4 separate regions of the Homo sapiens genome follow, and regions 2, 3 and 4 are each linked to region 1. Evidence: chromatin loops called from intact Hi-C (ENCODE). Cell type or tissue: dorsolateral prefrontal cortex. All regions are shown on one strand.

What was found. Peaks named below come from ENCODE experiments on the same cell type or tissue, not always from the same donor. Only the 100,000 strongest peaks of a DNase experiment are listed, where the experiment ranks them.
Region 2: it touches region 1 in a loop (8-fold over the local background); 2 of 110 quality-filtered maps call a loop at or near these places.
Region 3: it touches region 1 in a loop (2.0-fold over the local background); 3 of 110 quality-filtered maps call a loop at or near these places.
Region 4: a loop joins it to region 1, with 2.7 times the contacts of the local background. A loop is called at or near these places in 4 of 110 quality-filtered maps.

Annotation. Positions count from the first base shown.
Region 1 is chr11:113,160,297-113,165,296 of GRCh38, reverse strand. The region is part of intron 1 of NCAM1 (neural cell adhesion molecule 1); the gene reads right to left. Among named protein-coding and RNA genes, the nearest start is that of NCAM1-AS1, 110 kb to the left of the region's middle. In dorsolateral prefrontal cortex, a CTCF peak has its summit at 2,469; a DNase peak (open chromatin) is centred at 2,486; H3K27ac peaks cover 3,954 bases.
Region 2 is chr11:112,975,427-112,980,426 of GRCh38, reverse strand. All of the region lies in intron 1 of NCAM1 (neural cell adhesion molecule 1), which reads right to left. It also overlaps the pseudogene RNU7-187P. Among named protein-coding and RNA genes, the nearest start is that of NCAM1-AS2, 14 kb to the right of the region's middle. In dorsolateral prefrontal cortex, a CTCF peak has its summit at 2,729; no DNase peak of the experiment used is centred here; H3K4me3 peaks cover 1,158 bases; H3K27ac peaks cover 2,509 bases.
Region 3 is chr11:113,265,739-113,270,738 of GRCh38, reverse strand. It overlaps NCAM1 (neural cell adhesion molecule 1), which reads right to left. Exons shown (of 20, transcript NM_181351.5): 18 at 344-551. It overlaps NCAM1-AS1 (NCAM1 antisense RNA 1), which reads left to right. Exons shown (of 3, transcript NR_034101.1): 2 at 218-535; 3 at 1,091-1,207. Among named protein-coding and RNA genes, the nearest start is that of NCAM1-AS1, 5.7 kb to the left of the region's middle. In dorsolateral prefrontal cortex, a CTCF peak has its summit at 3,026; a DNase peak (open chromatin) is centred at 2,958; H3K27ac peaks cover 3,785 bases.
Region 4 is chr11:113,232,591-113,237,590 of GRCh38, reverse strand. It overlaps NCAM1 (neural cell adhesion molecule 1), which reads right to left. Exons shown (of 20, transcript NM_181351.5): 12 at 4,777-4,873; 13 at 4,274-4,444; 14 at 2,427-2,558. Among named protein-coding and RNA genes, the nearest start is that of NCAM1-AS1, 39 kb to the left of the region's middle. In dorsolateral prefrontal cortex, no CTCF peak of the experiment used is centred here; a DNase peak (open chromatin) is centred at 2,500; H3K27ac peaks cover 4,503 bases.

The sequences.
Region 1 (5,000 bases):
GCCTTTTCCAAATTCATCTAAGTGGATGGGGTGGTTTTACTTAAATTTCCTTTTCTTTCTAAGTGACTTTCTAAGTCACTTTCTACCTTGTGGAGGGTCCTGAATAATGGAAAGGTGGGTTCCACAATGCCACAGGCTACTTCACAGCCACCTTTTTCTAACTTCTGTTCTCCCCACAGACACGTTTCCATTGTCATGCTGGGTGCTTGCTGCCAATGAGCAGACAGTGGGTCCCTGTGATATCGTGACAAAATTAGAAACATATATTTTGTCTTTGACCCCTGTTGCCAACATACAGCTCCTACTCTCTTAGAATTTCCTGGGTGATATAGGAGAGTCTTTTGTTCAAATTAGTTGACTTTCGGTGGGCTCCTGGCTGGGGTTGGTCATCAGGAAGACCAAATCATGATTAGAAGGTTGGAGCATTCAGCCCTGCTCTACAGCCTTTGAGAAGGGTGGAAGGATTGGAGATTGAATTAATAATGGATCCTGCCTACGTGATGAAGCCTCCATAAAAATCTCTGAAGTGCAGGGTTCAGAGGGTTTCTGGGCTGCTGACCAGGCAAAGGTTCTGGGAGGATGGTGCACCCAGAGAAGGCATGGAAGCTCTGAACCTCTTTCCACACACCTTGCCCTGAGTACCTTTTCATCTGGCTGTTCAACTATATCCTCTGTAATATCCTTATCCTTTATCATGAATCAGTAAATGTAAATATGTGTTTCCCTGAGTTCTGTGAGCCATCCTAGCAATCATGGAACCTAAGGAGGGGGTTGTGGGAACCCTGATTAATGGCTGGAGGGTCAGAAGCAAAGGTCACAACCTGGGACTTGCGACTGAAATGTGATGTGAGGGCAGTCTCGTGGGACTGAGCCTTTAGCCTGTGGGATCTGACTCTAACTCCAGGTAGACAGTGTCAGAAATGATTTAAATTATAGGACACCTTGTTGGTGTTCACTGGAGAATTGCTTGGTGTGTGGGAATGCCCCTGCCCCAACATCTCATGTCAGAAGTGAAGTATTAGAAGTGAGTATGGGTATTGTAGGAGAAAACAAGTCAGTTTGTGTTTCTTACCATGGAGTCCTCTTCTCCACTCTTAGTTCAGAGTGCAGTGCTAAGTGCAGACTGCAGAGCATGTACCCCCATGGAGTCCTCTTCTCCACCCTTAGTTCAGAGTACAGCGCTAAATGCAGACTGCAGAGCATGTACCCAGAGGCATCTGGTCTACCTGCAGTGATATCTGCACAAGGGGAGGGAGGATGCTCCATCCAACCTTGCAAGATAATGTGGTGTTCGGCAATCCCATTCAGTGGCCATCTGGGAACATGCCAGTGGGTAGGGTCCTACAGTTGTCTCTTCTCATGGCACCCAGCACCTCCCTTGTGAAATTCCTCCCAATACTTGCTCACTCCCTCTCTTCTCCCCTTCACTGCATACTCTAGGGTGTTGAGACCAGCTCTCATTTGCACAGCCCGGCACCCGCAGCACTGGGCATACTGCCTGGACACTTACGTCTTCAGGGCAGTTGAACCCTGACACTTTCTTCTTTCGATCTTAGCCAGGTCTGAGCAAAACTTTTCTTTAACTCCATTCTAGATGTTCACTTCTTATCCAACAAGCAGAACGCTCCTCAACATACGGTTTTCCCTCTTGGCAGACAGCAAAGGGCACTCCCTACTGGCCTCTCTGAGACAAGGCTGGACACATCTCTTCCTTTCAGAGTATTACCATTCACCAGAGAGATGTCTCATCCCTAACAAATTGCTTTCCATAACACTCTTGACAATTCCCAGGAGAAGAACCTCAGAACCTCAGACCTAGCTCTGAACTCTCTGGCTTTGAGGACCAGGTCAATAGCGAAACCACAGAGGTCAAAACTGTGACATCCTATTCCCCTGGGTGAAGAAAAAGGTTCTTATTATAACAAAGGCATTAAATCTGCCTGGCTGACCCGGCTGCTGAGCCAATACTGATGCAAAACAGCAGCATGGGTGGTTTTTTTTCCAGACTTTTTCAGCACTTTTGCGGTATTTATTTTACAGACAGAAAAAGATATGCCACAGCCTAAGAAAATTACAACCCTGACTCCAATTCCCAAAGGTCTTCTCTGCCTTTCTTCTGGAGGGCAAGAAGACATCTTCTCTTGAGCAGAAGGAGGTCAGCAGAGTTTGAGGTTGCCAGATGAGGCTGCACTTGGATTTGCCCAAACTTGCTTTCCTCTAAGACAGTGGTTCTTCACCCTGGCTGCACGGAGAGCTTGAAAAATACTTAAGTCTGAGCCCTACCTGTGACTAGGGGAATTTGAGTGTGAAGGGATGGAGAGGGCGTTAGTAATTGTTAAGAGTCCAGGTGATTTTCCCATGCAACCCAAGCTGAGAGCCTCTTTCCCAGAGAGCCAAAGCAATGAACTGAACGTCCATTTCGAATTTCCATGCGGAATATGTGCTCGGGTGGCCACTAGGGTGGCGTGTTGAATCGTTAATGAGATCGCGTCTCCACTGCCTGTGTCTTGTGGTCTGCCCACTGAGAATATGCCCCGTGACCGTAACTAACAAAGGAAGAACAAACAGGGCAGAATCCAATAACATTCCTGGTGGAGACAAACATTTAGACAGTCCCACATTCATTTTTTTCTTTTTCCATTACATCACTGCTATCCCTCCACAGCAATTCATATTTATCTCAAAAATCCATTAAAACAATTTTTTTAAATGTTATTTGTTCTAGAAGAGTGACATCATGGGCTGGCTTTCCATGTAATTTAGAAAAGAAAAATGGATTCTTCCATTTTCACCTCCAGTAGTTATTAGGCCAGAAGCAAGCACTGCAAAAACAATCTCTAAGATAACAGCAGGCGCCTTGGTCTCCTGACTTCTATGTTAGCAGCCAGCAAGGGCAGCTTCATTATGCACAGGGCCCTGCTCCTACACTGCAGCAGGCACCTGGAGCCTGAGATGGGATTTTTTTTTCATTTTTTTAAACAAATAAATGACAAGACAAAAAACATGCTTCTAATGACTGGAAACCAAAAAGACAAAGGGGTTGCTATAATATCATGTTTTGATATTTTTAGCTTTGTTTGCAAAGGCTAAATTACAGTAGGCCCCTGGCCTTGTTCCTGTAGCAATTGCCTGGTAACACACCATAACCATCTCAGGCTGCTCCTCCCCCCAAGGAACTACAACTCAAAATTACAGATTATACAGAAATAAAACCCCATAATTGCTTGTTTGTTTGTTTTACTTAAATGATCCTGACTTCCTAGCATAACACCCTTGAATTCTGAAAATATCTCGAACAGCAGTTCACCTGGCACACATGCAAGATTTCACGTTGTTTGCAGGAAGCGATCCAAGCCAAGGTTTCAGGGGAAAAAAAATCAGTTCAGGGGATGGACAAAAATGACCAGCTGCTCCCTGGCATAGAAGGCTCTGCAGAAGCCCAGCCTACTCTATGGAGCTCAACCACAGTGCTTCTCCACCTTCTCTTCTCCCTCAGTTCTGCTGCAAGCCACTAGAAACCTACACACTCCAGGTTCTGCTGAATGATGGGCAAAGGGGGTGGGCGGGAAGCCAAATCAACAAGAGTTTCTTTTACTACATCCTCATGCTTAAGAGGAAACAAGGTGACTTTCTTTACTAGCATGACATACTGACCATACTCAACAGGCAGGGGGATTTTATGTGGTTTATCTATGATAAAAGCACTAAATGTTTTTTATAAGAGGTTTAACCTGATTACAAGATTGATCAGTCTCAGGAATAAACTGTCCAAAAATGAGAACAGAATCAGGATAAGGGAGCCCATGTATTTTTGATAACTCAGTAATTGCACATTTGACAGGAAGAATACACTCCAGCAGCCTCTTATGAACACCTGGAACTCTTTCGGGGGCACAGGGTTTGGCAATAACAAGAAAAAAAAGAAAAGAATTCCAAGTCCAAGGTATGACATGCACCAATTTTAAAATACTATGTAGATGTAAGGAGCAGAAATGAAACGTTCTGAAGAAAGAAGTAAAACGTTCTGAAATAAGATTTTTTTAATCTACAAAGAAACTCCCTGTAGTTTATAATTTTCATTTTATAAGATGAAAGTAATCATCTCTTGGGGGGCTCTTTTGATTCCCTACTCTCTTTTCTCCTAGGTGGCAGAGATTTTCAATTTTTTTCTAAAACGGATGGTCTGTGTAGATCACGATCATGTGTAATTCAGTACTGTCCCTCAACTCTCTTCTCTTGTGAGATGGCAGTGAAGACAGAACCCAACTTCCCACGTATTCTTGTGACGGAGCTTGCACAAACACATCCATAGGGAGTGGGAGTTGTGCATCTCAATGGACAAGAAGATAGTTTAATTTAAACTCTCGAAAAAGCCCTAGAGGAACTATCAGGGAACAGACAAGGCCCAGACAGAATTTATGGCTGACTTAACCTTGTAAAAATTCCCTGGGCCAGCAGAGTCCAGCGAGCTTGGGCTTCATTGTACAATCTGTGGTGAATTCCTTCCAGAAACTGCACTCTATAAGCAGAGCCCTCAGTGACCCTCTTTGTTTGGAACCGGTACAGCCATCTGCAACTGCAAAAGCAATCATTTTAAGTGCTCATGATGAACACCTAGGGCAACCACTGGCACAATAACACAGGCAGTTTCTGATGCAAAAGTGCCGAATGCCAAGTGGGTTTGAGGCTTTGTATTGGCTGCTGTTGACAAAAAGTAAAATCAGTTCAGGGGAAGAAATGCTCTGGAGTTTCTCTTTATTGAAGATCAGTAACATGGGTTGTGTCTGATTCTTTCATAATCCCTGCAAAACTCTGCAGTTCCAAGTTCACTCCCACTGCACATGATTTGGGATTTTGTACCAGTGCCAGGAAAATTGGGCAACATAAAAGGGGCCCTCGGACTTCATGTCTTGCTATTAGAACAGTCCCATGGAAACTGGGGCAGTTGGTAACCTGGAGCGAAGCAGAACTAAAGAGGAGGTACAATCTCATTCTCTGAA
Region 2 (5,000 bases), 180 kb after region 1:
AATTTAGGTTTTTTCCATTTTTTGACTGTTATTAATAATGTTCCATGAACATTAGTGTACATGTTTTTATACTGACATATGTTTTTACTTCTCTTGGAAGGGCAGAGCTGCTGGTTCACATGGTAACTCTGTTTAAGAACTGCCAGACTTGTTTTCCAAAGAGGCTGCACCATTTCCATTCCCATCAGCAGTGTTTGAGGGTTCCAATTTTTCCACAACATTATTAATACTTGCTGTTACCTGTCTTTTTGATTCTAGCCATCCTAGCGGGTGTGAAGTGGTATCTCACTGTGGCTTTGATTTACATTTCCCCTGATGGCTAATGATGTTGACATCTTTTGGCCATTTGTCCTTATGGCCCATTTGTGTATGTTAGCTCTGGATTTTTCATAGATGCCCTTTATCAGGTCAAGGAAGTACTTTCTATTCCTTATTTAATGAGTGTTTTCATCCTGAAGGGGTGTCGCATTTTGTCAAGTGTGTTTTCTGAATTTAAAGGTGATCAAGTGGTGCTTGATACCAGCTGTTTTTGTTTTGCATACTTATGAAGTCTACACAATTCTAAAAATGTGTTATGCATTTCAGATTTTTATAAAAAGGTTCAAATTTAAATGAAGTATACATTCTAAAAATTATGTCCGTTAAACAAAAATTATGGGAGCCCATTGTTTTAGACTGAGCTTCTGCACCCAACCCCAAGAGACCAGACCAAACCAAAATGGAGTCACTCAAGCTAAATGCCATATAATCAAACTGAAACGTTAAAGAAGCAGATAGATCCCAAAACAGATTGGGTTTTCCTGAAAACAGGAGATTCCAGTCGACCTGAGTCAGTGCAATAAAGAAGTCTCCTCTGCTTTAACTTGCAAAAGAGTCACCGGAAGTAACCTGATGTTAACCAGTTTCTTTTTTTCTATAGTTGTTTCCTTGTTCCCACTTTCCAAACCCACTGTTCTGCCATTGCTCAGTGGGAGCTCTCATTCTATTTTGTTGAATGGAGGCTGCCCCAATTTATGAATCACAAATAAAAGACAATTTGATTTATAACTAAATTTGTCATAATTTTGTCTTTTGACATGTCTATAATAAACATTTGGAGAAGTACATCAGTAATATTTTGGAAAAAAATTTATTATGAAACCTATATAAGGACTTTTGAATGGTAAAAATTACAGGTTTTTTTTGTTTGTTTTTTTTTCTTTTTTGTTCTACCAGTCTAATTTTTTATGGTCCTACTTTTTCAGACTACTTCTTGGCTACTTCTGTTCTTCAGAACAGCAACCCAAACACACACTCAAAGTCTATGGACCACTCTACATAAGCCCAAATTAAACACAATTTCCATGTAGTTGAATATTACAGAAAGCAATTCAAATAAAATCGAAATAAAATCAGAGGATCTGTGTTCAACAGACAAAATCCAACCAAACCCATACAATAGTAAAGAGGATAATAACAAGTAGTTTCACAGATAGTTAAATATATCTAAGCCAAATGGTTTTTAGGAAACCTGTATGAAACCTTTTAACTCAGTGAACTACTTTCTAGTATTTAACAAAATCATTTAAAACAATAAGCTTTGTCTCCATGATTATACACAATCATTTTGTCAAAATATGTGAACACAGACAATGGCGTATTTTCCCCCTTGTGAAATTCAAATCTACTTGGAAATGCCATAATCTGTGCAGAATTTTTCAAAAGATGCTAAAAATATGTAAAGTATATTAAACCAGTCCAAAGTAACAGACCTCCAAAATAATTAATGTACATTTTGAGGTTTTGGAAACTGTACTGGCTAATGTGGCTGTTGCCAGCTAGAACTAGGAGATCAGGAAAAGCTTTCATGAAGAGTGTTTTACCATAGAAGAGAAACATTATAAGTAGCTCATCTTACACAGTCTTATTAAAAGAAAGCCTCACTAATATTAAGAACATTTCTTCTCTTTATTCTCAATGTTTACATTCAACCACTGAGTCTTAAAATACAATGAAGAAAAAAACATGCCATTATTACTAAAATAATGTCAAAAATATCATTTAAAATCAATTTGGTGGACAAATATCTTCCAGGCATTAACCGAATCACGTATTTTCTAAAAACAATAACACTTAAATACAATTTGCTTAATTTTATGTTGTGTGTCCTCATCTCACCCCACTCCCAAAACCTAAACACCAATTTAGATTTTTTGGTTCATGTTTAACTCTCCTGAGATTTCCAATATGGCATATATTCTCAGAATTTCATTCTACCTCTTTTCGGATACATAACAAGGAGAAAATGCTTACAAAATTATAGAGATGTACAAGAACATAGACTATTGCATCATAGAAAGATGAGTCACTTTCCTCTTCACCCCAACGTTCAGGATCCTTACACACTGGGATTGCACCACATGCAATGCAGTGGCCAAAAGGGACTCTTCTTCCACAAAACACTGCACTAATTCTCCAGTATTCAGCTTTTCCACTTGAATGGAATAAAAACCCTTTTGAGAACAACAATTACAATCCCCCCATTTTTTTCTCAGGCACACTATTGGACTTCTTAGTGCATGCACAATGCAAATAAGGCAAGCTTCCTTTCACAGAGTGATTAATATGCAAAGACAGCCTGCTTTTTTAGTAGGATGTGAAGAACCACCAACAAGCCTTTCTAAGCCCAGAGGTTTCTACAATTATTTCCACTGTTTATTTTTAAACAGAAGATTACACAATAACACCAAGCGCTGTAGCTCTAATTTGCCAGTATTTTGTAAACAATGACAATTTAGATTTTTAAACCTTTTGTATCATATTTAAATCTGTGGTCAACTATTGATTCCAATGTATTAATTTTTTTCCAAATCTAGGAAACTCATTTATATGGGACAAGACTCAATCTATACTTTTCTATTAAGAAATTGCACTTCATTTTTAAATAGTGAATGATTTTCTGGCATAAACTTTTGGAAAATGTGGTGATTTTTAAAATTTTTTATAAATTCCAAATGAAGACTAAGAAATGACATTTCTTTCGTGGTGAAAACCAGAAAATCTGCTAGACAAATTATAAAAGAGCTATAATACTAGAAATTGCATTTTAATAGTAATCCATCTCACTTACACATATGCTTATAAAGATTGCGACTTTTCCAAATTGTTATTAAATCACTATAAGACTATTTTAATAGAAAATTTAACAAAATTTGTTCAATAAAACAATGCTACAAAGAAAATAATATCTTTGTAGAACAGACTAAACACATATGCACATTTAAGAAGCATCTCTAATCACATTATTTCCCAGGTGATTTTTTTTTTTTACCAAAGTTTCCAAGAAAAAGCAAACTTATCTGATACAGCTGTTAGGCCTTCCTTAATAAAGATTTCACTTGTCTCATCATTTTTGGTTTTGGACTGTCTTCACCCACAAAGTATCACGACACAATTCTAATCATAGAATTACCTGACGTTTGCACCTAATGCTTTAAGGAAAAAATCATTGAAAACTCAAACATTTTGCTCTGAATATAATTTTTTAAAATCAATGCATTAAACACCAAAATGCAACTCGATTTTTCTGTTCTTTTTAAAAAACAACTTCTACAGATATAGTTTTAAGATAAAATGTTAGATATGGATAAGACTTACCACATCAAATTGCATTTTAGCCAAAATATTTCAAAAATATATATAGATCAATACCTATCATGGTCTAAATCAAACCGATCTTCTCTCCAACAGTCCCAAATCCCAAGATACATGACTCGAAACAGACAATAATATCTACATACCTTCAGGTTTTATAGAATAGATATTAGCATCATTTCAAGAACATCAACAAGTCATTCCAGACATTTTTGTTTCCCTGTGAAGTTTCAGTGTCCAGCTAGTCCAAGGCACTTAAGCACCTGGATTCTCCAGACAGCCGCAGACATACAACCAATCCCACCAAATCAATCTGTAGGTTTAAATTGTTTTCCTCCTTTGTACTTCTAAATTCTAAAAGTTCTCCTCCTTTGTACATTTAATAATTTTCAATTACTAAAAATTTATAATTAAAAAATTGATTTATTTGTTCCAGTCTATAAATAAATAAAAAGATGAAAGTGAAGATTAAACTCACAGTGGAACTCATCATTTTAAATCTCTCATGTTGAGCAAGTTAAGAGTATATAATTGTATATATATTTTTATACTCACTTATCACAAACAAAAAGTTTAGTATTTAGAAATACATTCATAAATTGTTAAAATAACTGCACATATTTATAATTTATGTTTTCTTAAAATATGTCCAATTGTACTTTTATTATTGTGACTAAATAACTTTAACTGGGGTTTGTTTGTGAAAGCTATTCTCTTAATATTGCACAGGGCAGCAAAAATATAACTCAGTAATATATTGATTTACCTCCCAGTGACTTCAAAAGTATCTACTGTGAATATCACTAGAACACAAAATAGTGAATGATTTTTCTGGTTTCCTATTTAGATACAAAACTACCCTTAAATGCCTAAATCAATTATTGTGTGAAATGTTTATATTCTCAAAAATAATGCATATGTCTAACTTGGCTATAAAGGAATACAAATAATAAAAATATTCTTTTTATAAGAAGGAAGGCAGGCGAATGAACTGCCTTCATGACCAGTTATCTTAATTGAGTCTGACTGGTAATTTAAATTCTGATTCCAAAGCCAATTTAGTTCAAAATGACCTCAAATGGTAACCTAGGGCAGTTAACTGACTCACTTTCAATCCCTTATCTTCAAAGAAAATCACATAATGTCCCTTTTTTACTTCATTATGACAGATGGTTTTCTTTGATGAAAATTTTAAATTTTAAACGTGATGAGTAACTTTCACTTACACACACAAAAGGAAAAAAATGCTGAGAAAATAACAAATAACTCTTATTTATCATTTTCTGACATTTCAAGATTGTCTTTTGTGTCATTCCACAGGCATAAATATTACAAGTATAAACAAAAAACTTTTTGAACGTGGTCTA
Region 3 (5,000 bases), 110 kb before region 1:
AAGTGTGTCCCTCTAATGCTGCCCTACCCCATGGCAGCTCCTCCCCAGGTTTAGTTCTGACAATTTCCCTCATTTTGACCTACACAGGGATTTTCACACTCTGGGGAGATTCTAATACAAGAGATCTGGGATTGGGCTCAAGAGTCTACATTTCAAACAGGTAACCCCCAAAGACCATGCTTTGAGAAACTTTTCTCTAATGTTTTTCCCCCATCAGGGTTCCAAATGGAGAACGTGCAATGAAAGGAAAGGCACCAGCTGATGGCGCAGGGTGGTGCAGCTGCTGGGTCCCTGGGCTGGAGCAGAGCCCAAACCTCAGCAAGGTGGACAGGTCTGCACTCACGAGAAGGCGGCCTTGCCCTCCTCCATGTCCTTGCCCTTGGCCCCGGGCCCGGCTTTTCCACACAGGTTGACCGCAATGCACATGAACAGGCCACACTTGTTCAGGAAGTAGCAGGTGATGTCCACAACCACCAGGAGCAGGACGAAGATGACGATGAGGATGCCCACGATGGCCCCGGTGCTCAGGCCTGAGGTGGGGCTGCCGTTGGCTTGAGTGGGAGAGAGATGGCTGGTGGTTAACAGACTGAGATGCGAGACCTCCAGACCCTGCCAGCAAAAGCCCCTGCGGGTGGGGAGGGCCCAGAGGACAGAGTCATGGCATTCATGCCCAGAGTGACACCTTCCTGGGGACCTTCTATGCCCCAGAATTGAGAAAACAGGGTCTTTCTATACCTTCCAGAGGGAGGGATGACAACATCATCTCACAGATTGGGGAACAGGGGTGAGCCTGGTCAGCTGGCCTCCCGTGAGTCCTGGGAGCAGACTGAGCCCCGCCTGTCTGAGAACACCGGATAATGAGGCAGTTGGAGGGCGCTGCTGTGTTTCCCCTGGACCAGGGCAAAAGGCTTTGCAGCACAGGCAGGCAGTGATCACTGATTTCAGGCGGGGCTGTGGCTCCTCAAGTGCTCAGGGATAGGGGCCCAAAATGGGGTGGTGGAGGGTTCCTGGGGCTTTCTTGGGGCTTGTTGGGTTGTCCATCACAATAGCATCCCCATTATACTTCTCCACTTCCTCTTTCCCTCTTTAGGAATGACCCCAAAGGAGCCCTGCATTAGAGCACACTGGGTTCATAGTTTACCCTCCTCACTGCACCCCAGGAAGACAAGTGAAGCCTGGGTGACTCCAGAGACATGGAGGCCTCCCCAGGCCATGGGCAAGGTGAAAGGTCTGGGAATACTCACCATCTAGGAGCTCAGGCCTGCTTGGACCAGACTTCAGGAAAACCTGAAGTGAGTGCAGACTCACTCAGAGGTGCACACACACACAGGCACACTCACACGCAGGATAAATGCCCATGCAGACAGGCATGCACTCTCACATTCTAGCACCTGGCACCCTGGTTCTGGCTGGACTCACTGTGAAAGACTCAGCCTGTGTCTTACTTCCCTGGTGCCCATCTGCAATCCCCCCAGGGTCTTTGGCTATTGATGGTTTCACAGAGAGACCTGGACTCAGCTCTCTGGGGCCCCTGGGAGATCAACCCATGGTTACGATTGACACTAGTTGCCTGGGATGGACCAATTGACCTCTTGGTGGTTCCCATCAGTGTCTGGGAGACAGTGGTCATGATGCAGGAAGCAAGGACCCATGTGGAGCTCTGCCATTAAGTCGATGTGGGAACAATCACCCTCGACTGAAATATGGGCACTTCTAATTCATCTTTCCTCCAGAACAACCTGCTTCCATAACTGGCAGCCCTGCCCCACCAGTAGACTATGTCTAAAGCTTCCTGTGCTCTCAGGGCCAACTGAAGCCACCCAGGACTGCAGACTGAAGATGGGAACTGTAGCCAGCACTACCTGGGGCTCACCCCACCAGCCACCCCACTCCCAACCCAGCTCGCTAGGCTTTGCCAAGCACCAGGCCAGGCTCAGCAGCTTGCGAGCCATGTAACATGCCAGATAGATAGTGGAGGGAACATGTAACTGAGTAACCAGCACCAGAGCTGGGCCACACATTTTTTGTTTTTCATGCAGCCTGTATTTGCGGGAGGGTGGTGGTATTGATGGCTCTGTGTGCCCCAGGGGTCTCTGTCCAGGCACTCTAGTGCTTCTCTGGTGGCTGTCCCTCTCCACTGGTCCATATTTCAAACTTCAGTTTGGGGAATGGGCCATCAGCCTAGCATGCCAGAGAGGATCCCTCACAAATGACTCCTGAGACCCCTGGGTGCAGCTCGTACATGTTTTTAGTCCCTTTGGGACCTTGGCTTGCCTCCCAGCCCTTCCTCCTCAGGCTCTCTGGCTGGTCCCTGCTGACCTCGCACTGAAGATCCTAGCGCATTCCCCCAGGAAGGCTTGAGATGGCGAAGAACTCTGCTTGGAGAACCCAGCTCTGGACACCTGTCTCTGGGCTTTGGCAGCAGGAAGCTGGCCACTGGCCTTAGCCGTCAGCTAGAATGGGTCATTTTCTTAGCAGCCATGAATGCAGAGGTATTTCTGGTTAGTCTCATAAGAACAAAACCATCCACTTCCCCAGAGTCCTCACACATTCCACCCAAAAAGCAAAGGAGACACAGGCCTTCTTGGTCTTCAGGATCCCATAGCTGTTTCCCTGAACAGGGAAGAAACTTTAGCCTTGGGTTTTCTCTCCATTCCATGACACAGGGCTCCAGGCCACTGCAGCTTCCGGACATCAGTACCCGATAGGTGTAAAGTGCCTACTCCCTGAAGAAAGATCTGAAAGTATTTTTTTGATGACAGTGGGGAATATGTCTGGATTTTTGGACTCAATGGCACTAATTATATCTTCTGAGGTTTATGTGTAAATATGATTTTGTGAAACTAATCATATCTCTAAAGAGGAAAAATAAACTCCTGCAAAGCTGCTCTATGTGCTTGAGAGGACAGCAGCTGGGACAACTGCTCTGTGCTCATCAGACCCAGCTGGAGGGCGGCACTGGCACTGCGCACATCCAGGGGAGGGCCAGGCAGGGAAAAGGCTTCTGAACTGTGGCATAAACAAGTAGGGCAGCGGCCTCCCCTTTCATTTGAATATAAAATTCAAAGTCTTTCTCCCGGCCTAAAAGGCCCACCATCTGCTGCAGACTCTGCCCACTCCTCTGTTGGGCCTCATGGCGTGAACCGGCAGCCTCCCTTCTGCCTGCTGAACACATCCAGCTCAACCCGCTTTAGGGCCTTGATGATTCTGTGCCTGGAACACTCCCTCCAGGGTGGCTCTCTGTTGTCCTGCAGGCCTCAGTCCCAGTGTCACCTTCTCAGAGAAGCCTTATCTGATCTCTTATCTAGTGTGGCACCTCCAGCCAATACCTACCATGCTGCTAGCCTGTTTTATTCTCTTCTAACTACTATCTGCCACTTTCTGTTCATTTACATGCTTATGATCTAGCCATCCCCCCTAGGACATCCCAGCAGGTACCCTGCCTGTCTCTCTTGTATCTCCCCAGCATCTAGGACAATCCTGATTCACAGAAAATGTTCAAAGAATACTTGTTGCACAAATGGATGAGTGTTTAGTCTGGAGACGAGAATACTATTTCCAAATATTTAAAGGTGTTATAACCAGAAGGAAGAAGTAGTCTTACTGTATATGGCACCAATGTGTGGAAATTATGGTGGTGGCAGATTTTAGCTCCATCTGAGAAAGGACTAATAAACAGGGCGAATCCAACATAGTGTGGGCTGCTCTGAGAGGTGAGTTCCTTGATGCTGAAGGCACTCGAGCAGAGGCCAGAAGACCCCTTGGCAGGGACGCTGTAAGGCTGTGGATGAGGCTCCCACACTGGGCAGGAGCATGGGTGGAGAGTGTCTCTTCAACCACAAGAGCCTGTCATTCCAAGTCATACATTCTACACTGCCTGGCACACGGTACAGGTTCCCTAATGCCAGTCTCCAGAGTGTGGACTGAGAAAGACTTTTTCCTGGAAGACCAAAATGCTCGGTAGGTCCCATATTTAATCACTGATCCTTGTGATTTTATTTTTGCATGACAAATACCTTTAAACTCAATATATCTCCACCTGTAGCAAATTCCTAGGGTGTTTGTTAACAATTCAGAATCTGGGGCTCCCCACTTTTATGGGATCTGAATCACTGGGTATGAGGCTCAGGAAACAGGAGTTGAACAAGCAGCCCAGGTGATTCTTATGAGGACCACGCTCCTAGGTCTTCCCTCCCCTGCATTACAAAGAGGAGCACGTGATCCCATGATTTGCCACCCCAGGGTGCACTGTGCTGTCTCACCCAGTGACCCTGAAAACAAACTTGACCTAAGGTATTGAGTGGATCAAGAGAAAACAAAGAGTATGCCCCAAAGGAAAAGCGACCATACTGTATGCCAACACTGAGTCTAAACTCCTCAAGCAGGTGAGATGCTCTTTAAGCTAGGAAGAGAATGTTTGTGGCTTTTACAAAAAAGAGGCTGTGAAGAAGGGACAGGCTGTGAAATGGGCAGCAGGGTATTGAAGGCGAAAGCCAACACCCATTCCCTCTCAGTGGCTATCACAGAATTGTTTAGTCCAAGATAACTAGAAGAACAAAGGCCATCTCCTGCCTCTTGTGTAATATTTCATAAAAGGAAAAATATAAACCTCCATGGGTCTGTCTTTGCTATGGTCTTCCCTCAGCCCTCCCTTGACTAACTCACCTGTGCACCTTGGATGCAAAGAAGGCTTCTGGGGAAGAGTTTCCCCATAACCTCGAGGTCAGAGCTGCCCAGGACAGGGAGATTATGAAGGTGGAGCTGTCCATCTTCTGTGATTCCTGGCTTGGGAGGGGTTGGCACTAAAGAGGGAACTGGCTTGCTCCAAGAATGAGACCCACAGATGCCTATTTTTGTATGCCTTAATATAGGAACATGGGTCTCACATTTTATAAATATCCAGATGGGCCTGAGTCCTTGTGCCATGAGACCCTGGTGCAGCAGAAATGCCCTTTTCACCCCCAAGACTCCCAGAAGATGGTCAGACTCTTGGAACTGTT
Region 4 (5,000 bases), 72 kb before region 1:
GCCCAGAGTGGCTCCTCTCGAACTTGCTTAGGGCATAGCTGCAGGCCCAGAGCAGGTACCTGTCAGTCCGGCCTGAAGGCTCCATCCCCCAACTCTGATGCCTTCGAGAGCTGGTTCATCCCGGCACCAACTCTGCTGAGGTAGGACATTTGGCACTTGCTCAAAATCTCAGAATACCTACATGTAGCTACTTAGTTTTTGCTGTTGCTGCAATATTTCTGAATAATGTTAAAAAGATAAGCTTCCTTGGGTACCTTTCAGGAGCTGGGAGCCTTTTTATGAAAAGACTGTACAGCTTCCTGAATACCTTTTTTTCTGTGTCTGCCTGGGTAACACCTCCCTCCGCTATTCTGGTTCAGCCTAGGAAGAACCAAATCTCAGGAGAAGGGAAGTTTAGGGGCATTTCTGCAGGCTAATGGGGTCAAACCACAGTTCATCTCTCTGTTACCCTTGTTCCCTGTGTCCTCTATGTACAGCTTACATGATGAAGGGTGTCCTTCCAGTGGGGAATCTCCCCTTCCCTAGCATGCATGGCAGAAGAGTTCCTACATTAGCTGGTTAGTCTTCCCCAAACGAGGAGATGCACACTGCAAGTAACTACATGCTAAAGAACAGAGCTGACCGGAACTAGAGATTTAACTCTGCAACAGCTACCTGTGGGACATGCCCATGGCTCGGAACCAAAGTTCATGCTACGTTTTGACTATGGCAGCTGCTGCAGGAGCCTCCCTGGCCAGTCCTCCTATTCCCCTCCAGCTACCAAGCTGACAGACAAGAAGCAAGGAAGCAACTGAGCTCAATTCCTTTATCTCCTAAAAGCAAATATGAAAATCCTTTCAGGTTCTTTTTCCTTTCAAGGTGTTTTGAATAGTGGCCTGGTGGGGCTGTGGTCACTTTCCCGGCATCCTGGCTGAAGGTGAGGCGGGGCTATAGCGTGTTATTCAGGGCCCATCTGCAGACTTCCACCATGCTTGGCTCAGCAAACACCATCTTTGCCGTGGGGTAATCATCACACACAAAAATTAATAAATAAGCACAATTTCCAAAGACACAGAAGTTGCATGCTCTAAAACAGGAAGAGTGTTAGCCTCTTGGAGTAACCTACAGACGTTAACAACAGCACAACTAGACTAAGGTCAGTGTGGTTAGGGCCCAGACAATATCATCTACTTCAGCCTCTAGGGGACAAAAAAGGGACCAGAACTAAATTACGAACTAGAACTAGCAGATGTTAACGCTATGGAAACAGGTAATGAGGTATGAAGAGGCACTTACGTGGAGGAGGGCTATCTGCATTTCCCATGGATGGAACACAGACGAAAAGAAAAAACAAGAGACAGACCCAAGAAAAAAAAAATAAGATGTAAAAGAAATGAATAGAATCCGCAGAGCACATGGAGCTGGAAACTCAAATTATCAAATTACTTCAAATCCAGAGAAAGAAGCCACTCCTGTAGAAGGAAGATGAGACAGGCTTTCCTATTTCTGGGAAGAGGTAAGGGCAGTGGGTCCCTTTGCAGGCCCCTGGCTTCAAAAAGAAGGAAGCAAAGGATTCTCCCAGGTGCATTTTAAATCCAGGGGTCAGAGAGCCCAGGGAACTCTGTGAACACTCAGAAATTTAGTTCTACGGTATCTTCTTTAGCTGGGTGGACTCAGGAGCTTCCCAGGGTAGTATCTCTGTCTGCAAAGGGGTATGACAGGAGCAGGGCTTGCCCACAGCCTGGCTGCTGGTGGGAAGGGAGGGCAAAGTGGGATAGGCGTAGTTAAAAGAAAGAGGGAATGGCCGAGGAAAACCTAGAGATACATCCCTGAGTGGAATCAGGGGGAAGCAATTCTCTTGAAAGAGGCCGTGAGGAATGCTCTTGCTATGGGAGGGAGAGGAGCAGAAAAGGCCAAGGCCAGGGCTACCTCTTCCCCTTGGCTTTGCTGGGTTTCTGCTGCTGCTCACATATTCTATAGCAGTTTCCATTTGTCTCTGACTTAATATCTCTGCTGCATCAAAGATCCCGCAATGCATTATGTGAACTGTCACCATCTTTACCCTCTTCCTGCAAGTCACAGGGTGCTTAGGGCTTCTGTGGCCTGTCGAAAAGCAACTTTCCCAGATCCTTTGACAACTCACTCCTGGTTTTCTCCCCACTTCCTTTAATAATGTGTTGGTGCCTTCCCCTTCACTGTTATTCTAACAAGCTGGACCGGCTACTAGGACAGTGTCCCCAACCCCTTGGAGAAAGAGAGAATGAAGGGACTGTGTGTTAGCTGTCACTGAGAACCAGAGAACTAGGAGGTGGGGCCTCCAGGAGCAGAGGGATCTGAAAGACAAAAAGCTGTGGTCTGAACAATGACATGGGCCAGCTCAGGGTTCCCCACTGCCCCCAGGGAGAAGAAGGTGGGCTGGGAAAAGGGGGGCAGCTGGCTTTACTTACGGACTGGCTGCGTCTTGAACTCGGAGGCCGCGCTGATCTCACCCAGCCCTTTGCCATTGAGCGCCGCCAGCCTTACGGCGTACGTTGTTTCGGGCTTCAGGCCCACGATGGTGACGATGCCCTCCATGCTGGCTGTTATAATATGGGAAGGATGACAAAAGAGTCTATTGTTAAAATGGTGCAGCCGCTCTGAAAAACAGTAGGGAGGGTCCTGAAAAAATTAACTGTAGATTTATCATTTGGTCCAGCAATTCTATTTCTGGGCATATGCATAGAATTGAAAGTCGGGACCAAACAGATACAGATACCTGGCTGTCCATGTTCACAGCAGTATCATTCACAATAGCCGAAAGGCAGACCCAAATGACAGATACAGATGGCAGACCAAACAGATACAGATACCTGGGCTACCCATGTTCACAGCAGCATCATTCACAATAGCCGAAAGGCAACCCAAATGACCACTGACTGATGAATGGATACATGAAATGTGGCATAGACATACAATGGAATGTTATTCCACCTTAAACAGGAAGGAAATTCTGACACATGCTACAACATGGATGAACCTTGAAGATATTATGCTAAGTGAAATAAAATAAGCTAGCCACAAAAGGACAAATGCCATATGAGTCCACTTATGTGAGGTACTTAGAATAGCCAACTACATAGAGACAGAAAGCATGGTGGTTGCCAGGGGCTGGGAGGAGGTAGTGAATGAAGAGCTAGTGTTTAATGGGTACAGAGTTTCAGTTTGGGATGATAAAAAGTTCTGGAGATGGATGGTGGTGATGGTTACAACTTAATGCCACTGAATTTTACACTTAAAAATGATGGAACGTAAAATGTATGTTATGTATATTTTATAATAAAAATAACTAGAATTGATCTTTAAAAAAAAAAAAAAGTCGGGTGGACAGATAGTGACATGAGATCAACCTGCCACAAAATTGGTATGAGATTTCAGAGGGAAGTTAGGAAGGCAAAGTGATTGCTTTCTTCTGGCTCCAATCCTGATTACCCAGCAGCTCCTCTCGGCCCCCTGGCTCCCCCGAGAAGCTGAAGAAGTGATGGAAACTTTCTGGCAGAACTAATTCTGAGTGAAACTGCACTGGACTATGTCTCTGAATGGCTGTGATACTGATATCCCAGCCTACTTCCAATTCCACTCGAATTACCACATACGAGACCAGGATTAAAAATTTGTACAGAAACAAAACATACTTCACTGAGTTATTCCAATTAAACCCAAAAAGGGGAGTCCAACATAAGCACACATTATCCTCAGATGATCTGGGCTCAGAATCTTCACACTGCAGTAATCCAAGGGTCAGTCTTTTAATCTTTAGCTTGGAAAGCTAGCACAGGACTGATTTAAGGGCAGACTTGTCCTGCTGGCTGTGCTTATTTGGTTACTATCACAATTACAAGACAGCCAGTCCCTGAGTACAGATATCCAAGCAGGACTGGCCGGGTGTCGGCAGAGAACCTGCAGCACAGGTAACTCAAACGTGCAGAGTAGGATGGATTAGACTCATCTGGCCATGCTCAGAACCTATGGGCTGGACTCATCTGGCTGCGCTCAGAACCTACACAAGGTTCCTGCCTGGAATGTGGTACAGATGCCTTCATCCATACTGGAAGGGTCATGAGAACCAGGCTCTGAAGCACAGAGCATGGGTTGGGGTGGCAATAGGGGCAACAACTCTACAGGCAGATATGACTTTGACCTAATTCTGGAGGTGCAGTTCCTGATTCTGTAGGAACATGCCCAGGATGGCAGGTGGGGACATCTGAGTACTGAGGCACTCATGATCCCAATGGAAACACCAACTCGCCCAACTCACCTTCCTTGGCATCATACCACTTGGAATGCCATACTTCTTCACCAACTGCTCTCCACTCAGCTTTGTATTTGAGGATGGGCACCCCACCTGTGGCCTCTGGTTCATCAAACTGCACCTGGGCTGTGCTGGAGTATGGCTCCACCTGGTCGATGGATGGTGAAGAGGGGGTGTCTGTGGGGAAGACACATATGGAGACTCAGGTGAGCCCAGTTTGGCCCAAGACCATTAACTCTCAGTCACAAGGCACATCTCTGTCATTTCTGCTCACTCTTGGGAATCCTGTCACTGTATCCTGTCCTCCTGGCCCATCTCACCAGATGCTTCTCCCCCAACATGCCCCATGCGCTGATCCAATGGCTCCCAGCTTCCCAACTCTCTGGCTTTGCTGACCCTGGCCCTTTCTTCTTCCCAATATCCTGGAATCACTCAAGTACACAAATTGGGCTGGCAGGGTTAGGTGGGGGGTTGTGGCAGCTGCTCTCAGGTGAGTAAGGGACACTCACCTGCTTGAACAAGGATGAATTCCAAGGACTCCTGCCCAATGCGGTTCACTGCAGTACAGTTGTAGTTCCCAAAATCATTCTCAGAGTCTGGGGTCACCTTTAGAAGGAAGAAGCTATTGGGTTACAAGTGTCCTATGGGATGGTCACAGACTCAGATCTTTATTTACTGAATTAAGTTAGTAAAAAACAGAACTAGTAAAGTATAAATCATTAGCTCCAGCCCA